Linked DNA regions of Mus musculus: region 1 is linked to region 2. A link is a contact called in ENCODE Hi-C data. All regions are on one chromosome and are shown on one strand. Each heading gives the region's core, a stretch centred on a gene start or an enhancer-like site at or near the end of the contact. The rest is flanking DNA. Distances are from core to core; before and after follow the strand shown.

Region 1 (6,450 bases), core at 1,836-4,335, about 15 Mb before region 2:
TTTGCTTGCTTCGAGCATGCTAGTTGAGGGCTCTTGCACTGAACCAAGTACCTTATATCTTACCCAGTATCCCCAGGACCCCTGACAATGTACTACTGGGATATTGGGTCTAAAGAAGGGACTAAAGGACGATGGAGACAGGCAGCTGAAGTCGACCTCAGAAGCAATATCTTGGAGCGGTCCCCAGGAGGAACCTTCTTGAAGTGGATAATTAAGATTGGGAAGGGTTGTAGGGCTTGAAAGGAGCCCAGGCTAGAGAATTTGAGAAGACTGGGTGGTCCCAAGCCTTTGTGGAGAGAGAGGTTGAAGGATTACGTTTTAAAAAGATTTTTATTTTTAATTATGTGTATGTGAGTGTCTTGTGTGTAGGTGTGTGCACATGAGTTCAGGTGCCGACACAGCCCAGAGGCATCAGATCCCCCAGAGTTTGATTTATAGGCACCAGTGGGCTGCTCCGTGTGTATGGGTGTTGGGAACTCTCAGAGGTCCTCTGTAAGAGTAGCGCAGGCTCTTAACTGCTGAGCCATCTCTGCAGCCTCCGGGTATGTTTGTTAGAAGGTTTGGAGTGGGCTGTTCTTGTTTTGACTTTTTAATTAATTAATTAATTAATTAAAATTTCAAGACAAGGTTTTTCTGTGCAGCCCTGGCTGTCCTGGAACTAGTTCTGTAGATCAGGCTGGCCTCAAACTCATAGAGATCCATCTGCCTCTGTCTCCCAGGTGTGTGCCACCACTGTCGGGCACCACTGCCTGACTGTTTTTCCTTTACTTATTTTTTTTTTAAATAAAGTCCCACTATATTTCCCAGGCTGGTTTTGAACTGTGATCCTCCCAGAGCTGGGCTTACATTCCTATCTGCTACAGTCTCCATACTGCTTCTTTTCCTGTATCTACCCTTTTATTTTGTAGCCCTAACTGGTCTGCAAGTAACATAGACCAGGCTAGCTTAATTTACAGAGATCCACCAGCCTCTGTCTCTAGAGTACTGGGATTAAAAGCATGTACCAACACACCCACCTATCTATCTGCCTTTTTGAGAGATCTTTGTTTGTAGAGAGCTGTTTGACCTAGCTCAGGCTGGTCTCAGGCTTTCTACACAGCTGGGGATGCCGATGAATTCCTGAGCCTTCTGTCCCCACCTCCTCAGTGTGGGGGTTACAGGTGTGCACCACCACATCTGGGGCTTTTTCCAGAGACTGTAGACAAACTTATATTCAAGAACTGTGCATCATTCAAATACAACTCCACATATAGACTGGCTTCAGGCAGCTTGACTGTGTTCTGGGTATTGTGTATATGTATGTATATATGTATGTATGTATGTATGTATGTATGTATGTATGTATGTGACTACATTTGGATCAAATATGCTATAAAAAATAGTACAGAAACCATGTGTTATAAACTAAGACCCTGTACTGGGCCCCAACGGACTGGACTAACAATCAAAATGGAGTCACCCACTTCACCGTTGTGTGTCACTAATGGGAAACTAAGATGTTATCTGGGGGTGAGGCTGGCAGGGAGGGAGCTAAACTTCCTAACCAGGCCAGTTTCAATTTCACAGTGAAGCCCATCCCTGTAACCTGAGGTTAACGGATCAACTATTTTCTTTTGTTCTGTCTTGATACCTCTGCCTCTCACAGAAAGTCACTCTTGAATGTCTAATCCGCCTTTCCTTCTTTGTCTCCTGCCCCGTCCAGCCCTTTTCTGGAGTGAAATCTTTCCTGATTCCAGAACGGCAAAATGAAGCTACTTTATTTCTCGGCAATCGTGAGGGCTGTGAATACTCACATGAGGGACAGGTGGTCCTGGAGGACTCCCCATGGGCTATCTCCGAGCAGGGCTCTGGGGCTGGGAAGGACCACTGAGGGCATTCTCCATTTCCTGCTGTGAGAATGGAGAACTCTTTGGTGGGTGAGGAGTTGACAGGAGCCAGAGAGTGTCATATAACTACCTACTGAAGTCCCTTGTCTCTTTGGGCCTAAGCTCAGCTTCTCCACTTGTAAATAGGGCAGCAGACAAGGCCTTCATGGCAGTTACACTCACTGATGCCCCAGGATCTCCAGTCTTCTGCTCACCCACAGGGTCTATGATATTTGTGCAATGGCAGCCTGGGCAGAGGAAGACATTGAGAAAATGTCCTAGGTCACACCGATGCTACCCACCCCAAAGACATGTCCCAGAGAGTGGTAGCAGACTAGAGTCAGAACAGCCAAGTGTGTGAGGTGTGGGTGGAATGCAGGTTTAAGGCTGGGTTGTCTGCAGCTGGAACAGGCTCTACAGTGGCAGGGATAGGGTGGGGCTGGGAAGGGCCTGGGCTTGAGTGGCCTGGGGTAGAGTTCTGCAGAGCCTTAGAACAGGAAAGTTAAGACTGTTGTCCTGGGATTCATGATAGCCCTCAGGTCAGTGAAGGGACCTGGACTGCCATTTATTGAAGCGTTCATTGCTTGACTGTGATGGTTAAATATTTAGACAGATGGCATGTGGGTTACCTTTTGGACCCTTGTCATAGGCCTGACTGGAGTTCAGGGACGGTGCCATCAGGCCCGGCACATGGCACCTTCAAGCTTATTGTCTGAGAGAGTCAGATGGAAGCTGGGGAGGGGCTGAGGAGAAATGACCAGGTTGTGAGAAGCATTGCCAAGAGCTGCAGGCCATCCCTAACTTTATGGCCCAGTGTGCTCCAAACACAAGCTGCTGCAGAGTTAGATAAACACTGGGATGCTGGGCTTGGAAGTGGAGCCACACGAGGGACAGAGCATGGGACCTTCCAGAAAGGAAGAGAACCTTCAGGATTCCTTTCTGACCCATTAAGGAGAAGCTAACTATGAGGCTGTCATAAGAAGGGGAGGAGGGGAGGGGAGGAGGAGGAGAGGAAGAAGGGAGGAGGAGGAGAGGAAGAAGGGAGGAGGAGGAGAGGAAGAAGGGAGGAGGAGGAGAGGAAGAGAGGAAGGGAGGATGCTTTGTCTCCAGCTCATTCTGGTTTAACTGTGACCCAGGAGCTTCCGCTCACGTCACAGGCTTTCTAGTCCAGGCTCAGGGAGCTATTTGCCTTCTGGCTAGTGGACAAAGGGCCCTCATGACATAAGCTGAGGCTCTAACTGGTCAGTAGAGCAGGTGTTGATAAGTGCTTGGAATGGAATGTCACCCAAAGGAAAGAAAAATGCAGAAGATACTTGAAGCTTAAAGAAAAAAGTATCAGAGCCAGAAGCTCTAGAGGTCGGAGATTCTTTCCAAATCATTCCCACCTCTCAGAGCAGGAAGACTGTGAATTTGGCACCTGGAGTTTCTCTAGCCTCTTGAGGAGCAACGTGGCTGTGTGCCCCATCCCCTCAGATTTGCCTTTCCTTGGCAGAGAACACATTGTCTGAGATGGGTTTGAGGTCATCTTTTCCCTCTGGCAGGGAGATTCTGAAAGCATGAGCTAAGCGCTGTGGGGGAGAAGGAATGTGCATCGTGGACTTGCTGGGCATCCCATCCTGGAAAGAAGCCGGTACGGGCACAGCCTGCTCCATGGGCCTCTTGGAACAGAAGGAGGGACTCTTGGGAGGTGGCTAAGTCACTTTGGTTGTCTGGAGCCCTTCTGATTAAGAAGAGGTTTCGAGCAAGGCAGAACATTTCCAAGGGTTCAGCTGGAGGGACCCAAATTTGTGCTGCACATAATGGGGTAACAGCTATTTGAAAAGAGGACTCTTGTTCCCAAACACTTTCCAGCAGGCTTTATGGAAGTGGAGTGAATATCTTGGAGGAGCTTTGAGGTTACACCTCAGTCTGGGAACACAGACCGGAGGACAGCAGCTGCACTGGAGAGACGGGTGGTTTAAGAGGCCCTGACTCGCCTTCTTCTTCTTCGGGAAAACACCAAATGGCGGATGACGCCGGTGCAGCGGGAGGTTCCGGAGGACCCGGGGGCCCAGGATTAGGAAGCCGCGGCGGCTTCCGCGGAGGATTCGGCGGAATTCGGTCTTAGGGGCCGCGTTCGTGGCCGAGGCCGTGGCCGTGGTCGAGGCCGCGGGGCTCGTGGAGGTAAAGCTGAAGACAAGGAGTGGATCCCCGTCACCAAGCTGGGCCGCCTGGTTAAGGACATGAAGATCAAGTCCTTGGAGGAGATCTACCTGTTTTCCCTGCCTATTAAGGAGTCTGAGATCATTGACTTCTTCCTGGGTGCGTCCCTAAAGGATGAGGTTCTGAAAATCATGCCAGTGCAGAAGCAGACTCGGGCTGGCCAGCGGACCAGGTTCAAGGCTTTCGTCGCTATTGGGGACTACAATGGTCACATTGGTCTTGGTGTTAAGTGCTCCAAGGAGGTTGCCACTGCCATCCGAGGGGCCATCATCTTGGCCAAGCTTTCTATCGTCCCTGTGCAGAGAGGCTACTGGGGGAACAAGATTGGCAAGCCCCACACTGTTCCATGCAAGGTGACAGGCCGCTGTGGCTCTGTGCTGGTGCGTCTCATCCCTGCCCCCAGAGGCACTGGCATTGTCTCTGCTCCTGTGCCCAAGAAGCTCCTGATGATGGCCGGTATAGATGACTGCTACACTTCAGCCAGAGGCTGCACTGCCACCCTGGGCAACTTTGCCAAGGCCACCTTTGATGCCATCTCCAAGACTTACAGCTACCTGACCCCCGACCTCTGGAAAGAGACTGTCTTCACCAAGTCTCCTTATCAGGAGTTCACGGATCATCTTGTGAAAACCCACACCAGAGTCTCTGTTCAGAGGACCCAGGCTCCAGCTGTGGTTACCACATAAGGGTTTTTATACAAGAAAAATAAAAGAATTAAGTCTGCTATATATATATATATATAAAGAGGCCCTGACTCTGGGCTTACCTTCTTCAGCACCTGCCACTTTCCCAAGCTCTTCCTGTCTCCTCCTCTCCCCACTTTCAGCCACCAACTGAGTGTGTATCAGATTCTTGGAGTCACTGTAAGAAGTGACCAGTTTTCAACAATCAAAATGTATTCTTAGACTTCAGGGACCATGAGTCCCAGAGCAAGAGGTTCCAGGGTCATGCTGTCCCCAGAGGCTCCCGAGAGAGTCTTCTGGTTTCTTCCTGCTTCTGGTAACTCCAGGAGGCTCTCAGCTTGGGCTTGAGTCAGTCTAACAATAAGAAATTGGGCTTTCCCCCTCTCTGACCTGTTCTCTGCCCATATGCAAGGTGATTTTAAGTCTTTAACTTAATTATTCTACTTTTTCAGATAAGGTCACATTCACTGGGGACTTAGGATAAGGATGTGTGTTTTGAATTAGGCTGGTGAGATGTTTATTCACACGAGGGTTTTTGTGAGCATGTTCTAGCTGGGCCAGGTCCTTAGACAGGACAGTACAGCACTCTCTACTACGAATGAAGTCCTATAGGCCTTAGTTTGGTTGTCTGCAGAAGTGGCTGGTGAACTCCAGGGTCTCCTCTTTCTAACATATTCCCAACGCAGCTCCTGTTAGCCCCTTGGCATCTGTGATGGTGGCTTTGGCCTATTCTAGGGTTTTACAAATATATGTGCATATGCACCCATATGTATCTTATCATAGTGTAGTACAGTCAGCCCTGCGCTTCTGAGGGTTCTACATTTGAGGGTTGAACCAATCTCAGACAGAAGACAGAAACAGATCATGCCTATTCTGTGTGTAAAGCGTGTGATTGGAGGTTAGAGGTGCCATTGTCCATCGAGGTGTGTCCAACCTTCTGACACTGCAACACGAGGCTGGCATCTACAGCATTCACTCTCAAGAATGGTATAGTTGAGTTAAAAAAAATTCATCAAGACACTCTCGTGACTGATCAGTCAAGTGCATGGGTTTTATGTTGGGCCCTTGGTTGGCAGTATCTGTGACAAGGCAGCATAACAGCCATCTATAGGCCAGTACTTGTATCAGATGTTAGGAGTGACCTGGAGGTGATTGGGTGTATGCAGGAGGATGTGCAGGCTCTATGCAAATATCACAGCCTAGGTAGGGAGCTAAGCACCCGTGATTGTGGCGTCTGTGATAAGTGGGGCTCAGTGTCTGCATCTTCCCCGTCTCTAGGCGATTCTGACTCGGGCTACAGTAAGAACATCATCACTCTAGGTACACAGAGAGGTTCTGTTCCTGATAAGCTGCCCTCTCTATAGCCAGCGAGTCTTCACTTGGAGAAGCTGTAGGCATAGATAATGAACCAAGGAAACTAATGATTTGGTGAGATCATGTGATCTTTCCATGCCATCTAAAAATTTAAATTTCAGTATTACTTGAAAAAGAATTGATGCGTCTGGCAGCCTCAATCTACCATATTCTCAGGCCTGGGGCCAAACATAAACCACCCTGATACCCTGAGACAGGACTCAGCAGCTAGCCCTAGGTCCCATTCCTCCTCAGTGTGAGTGGTGAGCCCCCTCATTTGCATCACCTCACCAGCTACTATAGGGATTTTGGACTTCAATTTCTATGTGGGGGTCAGGGGGTGTGGC
Region 2 (6,103 bases), core at 1,620-4,119:
TGTGCCACCCTGACAAAGCCCACCCCTGCCCTTAGTGTGCCACACTGACAAGGCTAGTGCGTGACTATTGTCTTTCTTCTTTTTAAAGGCCTTGTGATTGGGTTTCATTTGCCAGAACTGGTGCTGACCTGCAGGCCTGCACACATGCTAGGCAACTGTCCGGCCATTGAGCTACCGCCACCTCTAAGCCTCTTTGCATTTCTATTTTAAAAGTCTTACCACGTAGTCCAGGCTGTGGGCAAACTGGCATTCCCCCCATCTCAGTCTTCGAGTACCTGGGTTTATAGACACCCTGGTATTTGCAGCTACCATGCCCAGCAAAAATCTCTGTCTTATTTTGTGACATGAAGATCTCTGCTCTTGCCTTGAGTTGGCTTTGGTAGTGTGGCCTTTTTCCTTCTCACTCTCCACTCCAATAGAAACACAATCTTAGGAGCGTGCACAGTTGGCATATATCCTGGGAGAAGCTGGGATATACAGTAAAATATGGCTTCTATCTCATCTAGCAAACCTTTCTCTAATCTCCTTAAGATGTTTATTTTCTCATCTTTACCCCTCCCCACAAATGCCACAATTTCCTCCACACTATTCTCCAAATCTGTACATAAGGCAAGAGGAAAGGATTCTCAGCAAAAATCTAGTTCTTGGCCAAGCCCCTCCTCCCTTATGCATACATACTGTTTGGGAATGGGTTATAAAGGTAGAGGTGGTTTCTCTACCTCATGTATATGTTAAAAAAAAAAAAAAAGACAACAGCAGTGGGTAAAACAGAAACAACCAAAAGCAATTTTGGGGGAAAAAATCTTTAATCAAAAAACGAATTCCCCTTATTAAGGAGGTACGATCATGGGCCATGGGCATACAGTGCTGTTATGTCAGGATAGGTGTGCGTGCAGTTTAGCACAGGGCCATAAATAGACATTCTGGAACATTTTGGAGTCCCCTGGTAGATGCCATGAGGGTGGAGTGAAGGCTGAATTCCACCTCTGACTCAGACCTTGTGGGTGACAGGAAGGTACCAGCTGGCCTGAGGCTGAGGCCACCACTGTTTGAGAAACAGGGGCCATGTGCTTATCTTAGGGTGACTTTTTGGCAGAAACGACTTTTTGTTCTTTCATATTAAACTATGCACTGACTTCCTGGTGACCAACCACTAAAACTAAGGTGGAAGAAACCTTTGGCTCTCTGCCCCAATCCCAGTTCTGGAACCTTCTGTGAGCATGTACGGGCAGGTTCTTGGGAAAAAAGTCAGATTTCTAAAATGGCCCTCCTCTGTGGACCCTGGGGAAAAGTGGGGCATAGAATGGCAAGAGGCACATGAGGGAGCTAAAAATAGAAAAGGAACATGTGTTCCAAAAAAATGGGTGAAGAAAGAAACTCTAGTCAGGATCAAAGGAAGTGAAAGGGTATGTCCGGAAAGTGTGCAGCCCTGAATCCCATCCAAACCATTCATTTGCTACCGAGTTTAAAATGGTGATGAACTAAAATCCATGCTCAGTCCCTCTGGGAAGGGACTGACATGCTGGACGCAATTTCTAGATCCCATGAGCGGCCATCATAGGAGATAAAGGACACTCTATTAAATGTGAAGATCAGAAAAATGAAACCCAGGTTTTAATTTAGGTAAATATCAAGATTGCTTGTGTCATTTAATTGGCTTTTCCGTGTCATTTGCTCATCTACCAAAGGCAGAAGGGAGAAAGAGTGAAGGGGAGCCGAGCTAGCTGATGGTTTGAGTGCAGAATGACCACATCTGGCACCACATGGTCCAAGGTGGCCGAGGGGAGCTTACCCTTGTCTGCCCTGGGATGCTTTTTTATATAGTCCACAGCTATGCAAAGCCACAGCAAAGTCAGAGAGATTGGGTGAAGCTGGTGTTTGACTCTTCACCTTTCGGAGTGACCTGGCACTTCCAGCCATTCAGCTGTCCCTCCCCTCCTCACACCTACCCAGAGACTCACTCTCTCAAAGAGGTCACAGTGTGAGCCATTCTCTCTCAGAGTCTCCCTGAAGTTCTGCCATACCCTCTCTGGCTCCTCAGTTTAGCTTTTCAGAAGGCTGGCTATAACTCCAGCTATATCCGAAGAACAAACACTAACACCATTTCCTCACTGTACCCAACAATGGAGCTCTGAACTCCCATAGAGCAAAACTGGTAGAGTTAAAGGGAGAAAGGCTTAAAAAATGAGAGTTGAGACCTAGGTTCCTCACTTATAGTTACAGATAGAAGTATATACTAGGACAGAAGACAAACAGGATATAAGACAGAGTGAGACAACGAACCAACCAGGCTAAACTGTTACACAGAGAACATTTCTACAACTGGTTTACCCCATCTCTAGTGCTCGGCAGTCTCTAGGATAGGACATCTGCTATGTCATTAAACAAGCTTTAATAAATGCTAAATGACTGAAATCATGCTAAGTATTTTCTAATGGAATGTTAGAAATAAAAAAGAGGCTCAGTGGATAAGAACACTGACTGGACACGCATGGAGACCCACATGCAAATCAGCAGCGCCCACATAAAAAGAAAGTAAAAGAAAAAAAAGAAAAAGGAAAGAAAGAAAGAAGGAAAGAAAGAGAGAGAGAGAGAGAGAGAGGAAGAAAGGAAGGAAGGAAGGAAGGAAGGAAAAAAGAAAGAAAGAAAGAAAGAGAAAGAAAGAGAGAGAAAAACAAAATAGGCAAAATCAAACCAAGGGAGAAACCCCTTGAGATGAATGATAATACAGCAAATCAAAACTGCCCTGGAACACAGCTAACGCCATGTCTACAGGGAAATGTTTAGCACAGATGTGCAGCATAAACACTTAGAGTACATTTTTTTCCAATGAGGCATGGTGGCGGCACACACTGCCCTTTGGAGGCAGAAGCAGGAGGAACAGGAGTTCATGGTTATTTTTGGCAACAGTGAGAGGAAGGGCACTATAGACAACAAGAAGCTGACTCTGTCTTTTAAAAAAAAAATCATTAATCAGTTGATTAGATTTCCTGGTGAGAGACGGTAGGCATAAGGACTGCACTGAAATTCACATACAAAGTCAGGCAGGAGCCAAGCAAGGCTGGGAGCCGTACAGCGAGGAGACGGTTTTAGGGATAATGTTTGTTTTTATTTTTCAGAGAAGGAACAGCTGTCAGATAAGAGTAGGAGGCACCAAGGACAGTGAACTTAATTCTAGTTGGTATGAAAAACATCTGGTTGATCAACACAAAATTCTCTGGAAGTCACTTCTCCAAACTGAGTTGGCATGACAAGTATGCTAGGTTAATTTGTTTGTCTTTTTAAAATCTAATTTCATTCATTTATGTATTATTATCATGGGAGGGACACTTATGTGCCATGATACACAAGTAAAGGTCAGAAGAGGATGCTCAGGACTCTGTTCTGTCCTACCCTGGGATCAAACTCAGGCTCTCAGGCTTGTGTGGCAACTTGCTGGCCTGGTTAATGACTTTTGTTTGTTTGCTTATTGTTTATTTCTTGATACTGGGTTTCTGTGTTGCCCTAGGTATCTTGGAACTCACGCTGTAGACCAGGCTGGCCTTAACTCAGAGATCCACCTGCCTCTGCCTCTCCCCACCTCCAATGCTGGGATTAAAGGTATGTGCCACCACCCCACATACACAGGTTAATGAGTTTTTAATGAGAAAACTAGATATTCAGGAAATTAAGAGTAATTCCATTCCTATGCATAACAATGGACAAGGTAGAATACATTCATACAATTAGAAGACAGTCCAAGAGTGACTGCTAACTAGCTCCTACACAGTGTCTGATCTGACTATGGAGTTAGGACCTCTGAGCTCTGATGTTGCTTGGCATCAGATCTTCAGGGCCTGAATTCTTTCTGGTCCTGTCACTCACAGACTTGGTGAGTGCTGTTTTAAGCAAGAGGTATCTGAAGAATGCCTTGGTTGCAGTGGGCTCTTGTTAAATAACAATGTTACTGATAGTGTTTTCATGAAAGGAACACTCAAGAGTATACAGCTTATACCACAACAACGTATCATTTAGGGTGACCTACCCATATTTTCCCCAACCCTGTTTCATAGTAACTTTAGCTAATGTTAAAAGGAACTGATGATTGAACAAGTCCAGCAAACCCAACCCCCAACCCCCTTTTCCCCAAGAGACAATGTTAGCTAAGGGGCTTCATCTATCAGCATACATGACCCACATGACTGTCCTCCATAACACCAGCCCAGGATAAGTCACTCTGGGAGGTGTGGAGCCTCCTGGACCTTTGGTCACAAACCAGCTCTCCTTCAGGGATGTGTCTATGTAACTTATAAAGAATTATCCCTGGTTTCATGGCCTTTGTCCTTGGAAACATGTTTCTCCCTTGCTTGGGTCCTGGGCCACAATGGAGCACTGTGGCCAGAGAATCAAAACAGCCCGTGATGGTGGACACGGAGGGGGAGTGGAAGAGGTTACCCTGGGGAGGAGGAGGGAAAGTCAGAGAGCACCACTCAGCACCTTCCCTCTCCATTTTGGAAATTTACCTGAATGCTGCAGTTCTGAAGTGGGGAGTAGCCATCAAAACCAGGGACCCAGGAGACCAGGATGCTGTGTGCTGTACTGTTGAGGATATGGACTTCAGTGGGCGGGGAGGGGATTACTATGGAAAAAGAAGACACACACACACCATCACAATTATAAACCACAGGAGGCTTCAAGTATCAACCAGTTTCAACCTGTGGGTCGTGACCCTTCTGGGGGTCAAGCAACTCTTTCACCTGAGTCGCTTAACATTGGAAAACACAGATATTTATATTACCATTCATAACAGTAGCAAGATTATGGTTATGAAATAGCAACAAAATAATTTTGTAGTTGGGGGTGACCACAACATGAGGAACTGTGTTAAAGGACGGCAGCATTAGGAGACTGAGAACCACTGGCTTAGGCAAAGTGGGTCTTGGTTATTCTGGAAAAAGCTTTAAGATAAATGAAGGTCAGTCAGAAACACAAGTTTGACCTCAGAGTTGGGGAGATAAGGCAGAAGGACCGGAAGTTCAAGGCCACCTTGTCTTAAAATAAACGCATAGAAATCCCACAAGCTTTGGAAATAGAATAGAGGTTTTTGGTTTTTTTTTTGTTTGTTTGTTTGGATAGAGTTTTTAAAGAAAGTTTAGATGAGATTCTACATGAAGCACACATTTTAATGCTTCCCATTTTATACATGTCTAAACTCGGAGAAGTTTAAACCTTAGCCTTAGTAAATACGTCTTTATAAGTCTACACCCACTGATGGATTTCTGAGATTCCCAGCATGCCTTTTGAAACTGTAATAGCAGAATTTGTGGAAAAGGAAGGAAGTTATACACTTCCTCCAGGAGTCACTTTTAGTTTGTTTTTTTTGTTTTTTTTTTTTTTTGGCAATGAACCTTTACAAAATGCTATGTCATATCCTTCATCCAGTCCGTTTACCGAAACTGAAATCAGAATCCTTTAGAACTCCTTCCGTCGTTTTAAATCCCCTTCTCTGCATGCCCAACCTTTAACTTATCATTCAGCATATTCCAACATGTCTTTGTGTTGCTGTGATTTCCTGAGGATAGTAGGAAAGAACCATGAACCCAGCATTTCATCTTCTCTATCTAAAGAGCTACGTGACAGTAAAATATAAAACATGTTTGAGTTTCTGTGAGAAAGAATGACGACATAAAGATTAAATACAGCATAATTTGCTTGTGGGTTTTCCTTCCCTTCCAAGTTTTGGGTGTCAATACCTGTTATTACGCAGGAGTTGAAGGACAGGGTGAAGGACTATAATGTCTTGTAGAAATTCTGTTACTGTCAATCAACTAACTGTCCAGTGAGCTCCCATCTAGTAAAATGGGAGGTAAGATGGAGAGGGAGAAGAGGAGGCAGACTGATCCCACATGCTCTCTGCTCCCAGTTGTCAGTCTCCCTCTTGTAAGATTTGGATCAGGCTCCGTTGTCAGTCCTCAGCAGCAGCGGCCCTGACGAGCCCACCTCTGGGCTCTTCAACGGTTAATGAGGATAAGCACAAGGCAGAAATGGGAAGGCGAAAATGGAGGTAAAGCGGCTAGCTTATTTTCTTCTTGTGCTAAGCAGAACTACACTAGCTAATGCTTAC

The links. Hi-C counts contacts between places; a loop is a spot of excess contacts on that map.
Region 1: a map of T-helper 1 cell shows a loop between it and region 2 (276-fold over the local background). The contact joins two enhancer-like sites. A Hi-C loop is called at or near these places in 4 of 37 maps with a recorded cell type or tissue (T-helper 1 cell, T-helper 17 cell and T-helper 2 cell).

Annotation. Positions count from the first base shown.
Region 1 is chr2:144,140,791-144,147,240 of GRCm38, reverse strand. The region is part of intron 2 of Banf2os (a long non-coding RNA gene); the gene reads left to right. It also overlaps the pseudogene Gm11687. Among named protein-coding and RNA genes, the nearest start is that of Gm5535, 45 kb to the left of the region's middle. Within about 2 kb of position 3,085, at least 1 of the 3 ENCODE cell types and tissues checked has a DNase peak (open chromatin) inside an H3K27ac peak, as active enhancers do.
Region 2 is chr2:128,750,422-128,756,524 of GRCm38, reverse strand. It overlaps Mertk (MER proto-oncogene tyrosine kinase), which reads right to left. Exons shown (of 19, transcript NM_008587.2): 6 at 4,503-4,618. Among named protein-coding and RNA genes, the nearest start is that of Mertk, 55 kb to the right of the region's middle. Within about 2 kb of position 2,869, at least 1 of the 3 ENCODE cell types and tissues checked has a DNase peak (open chromatin) inside an H3K27ac peak, as active enhancers do.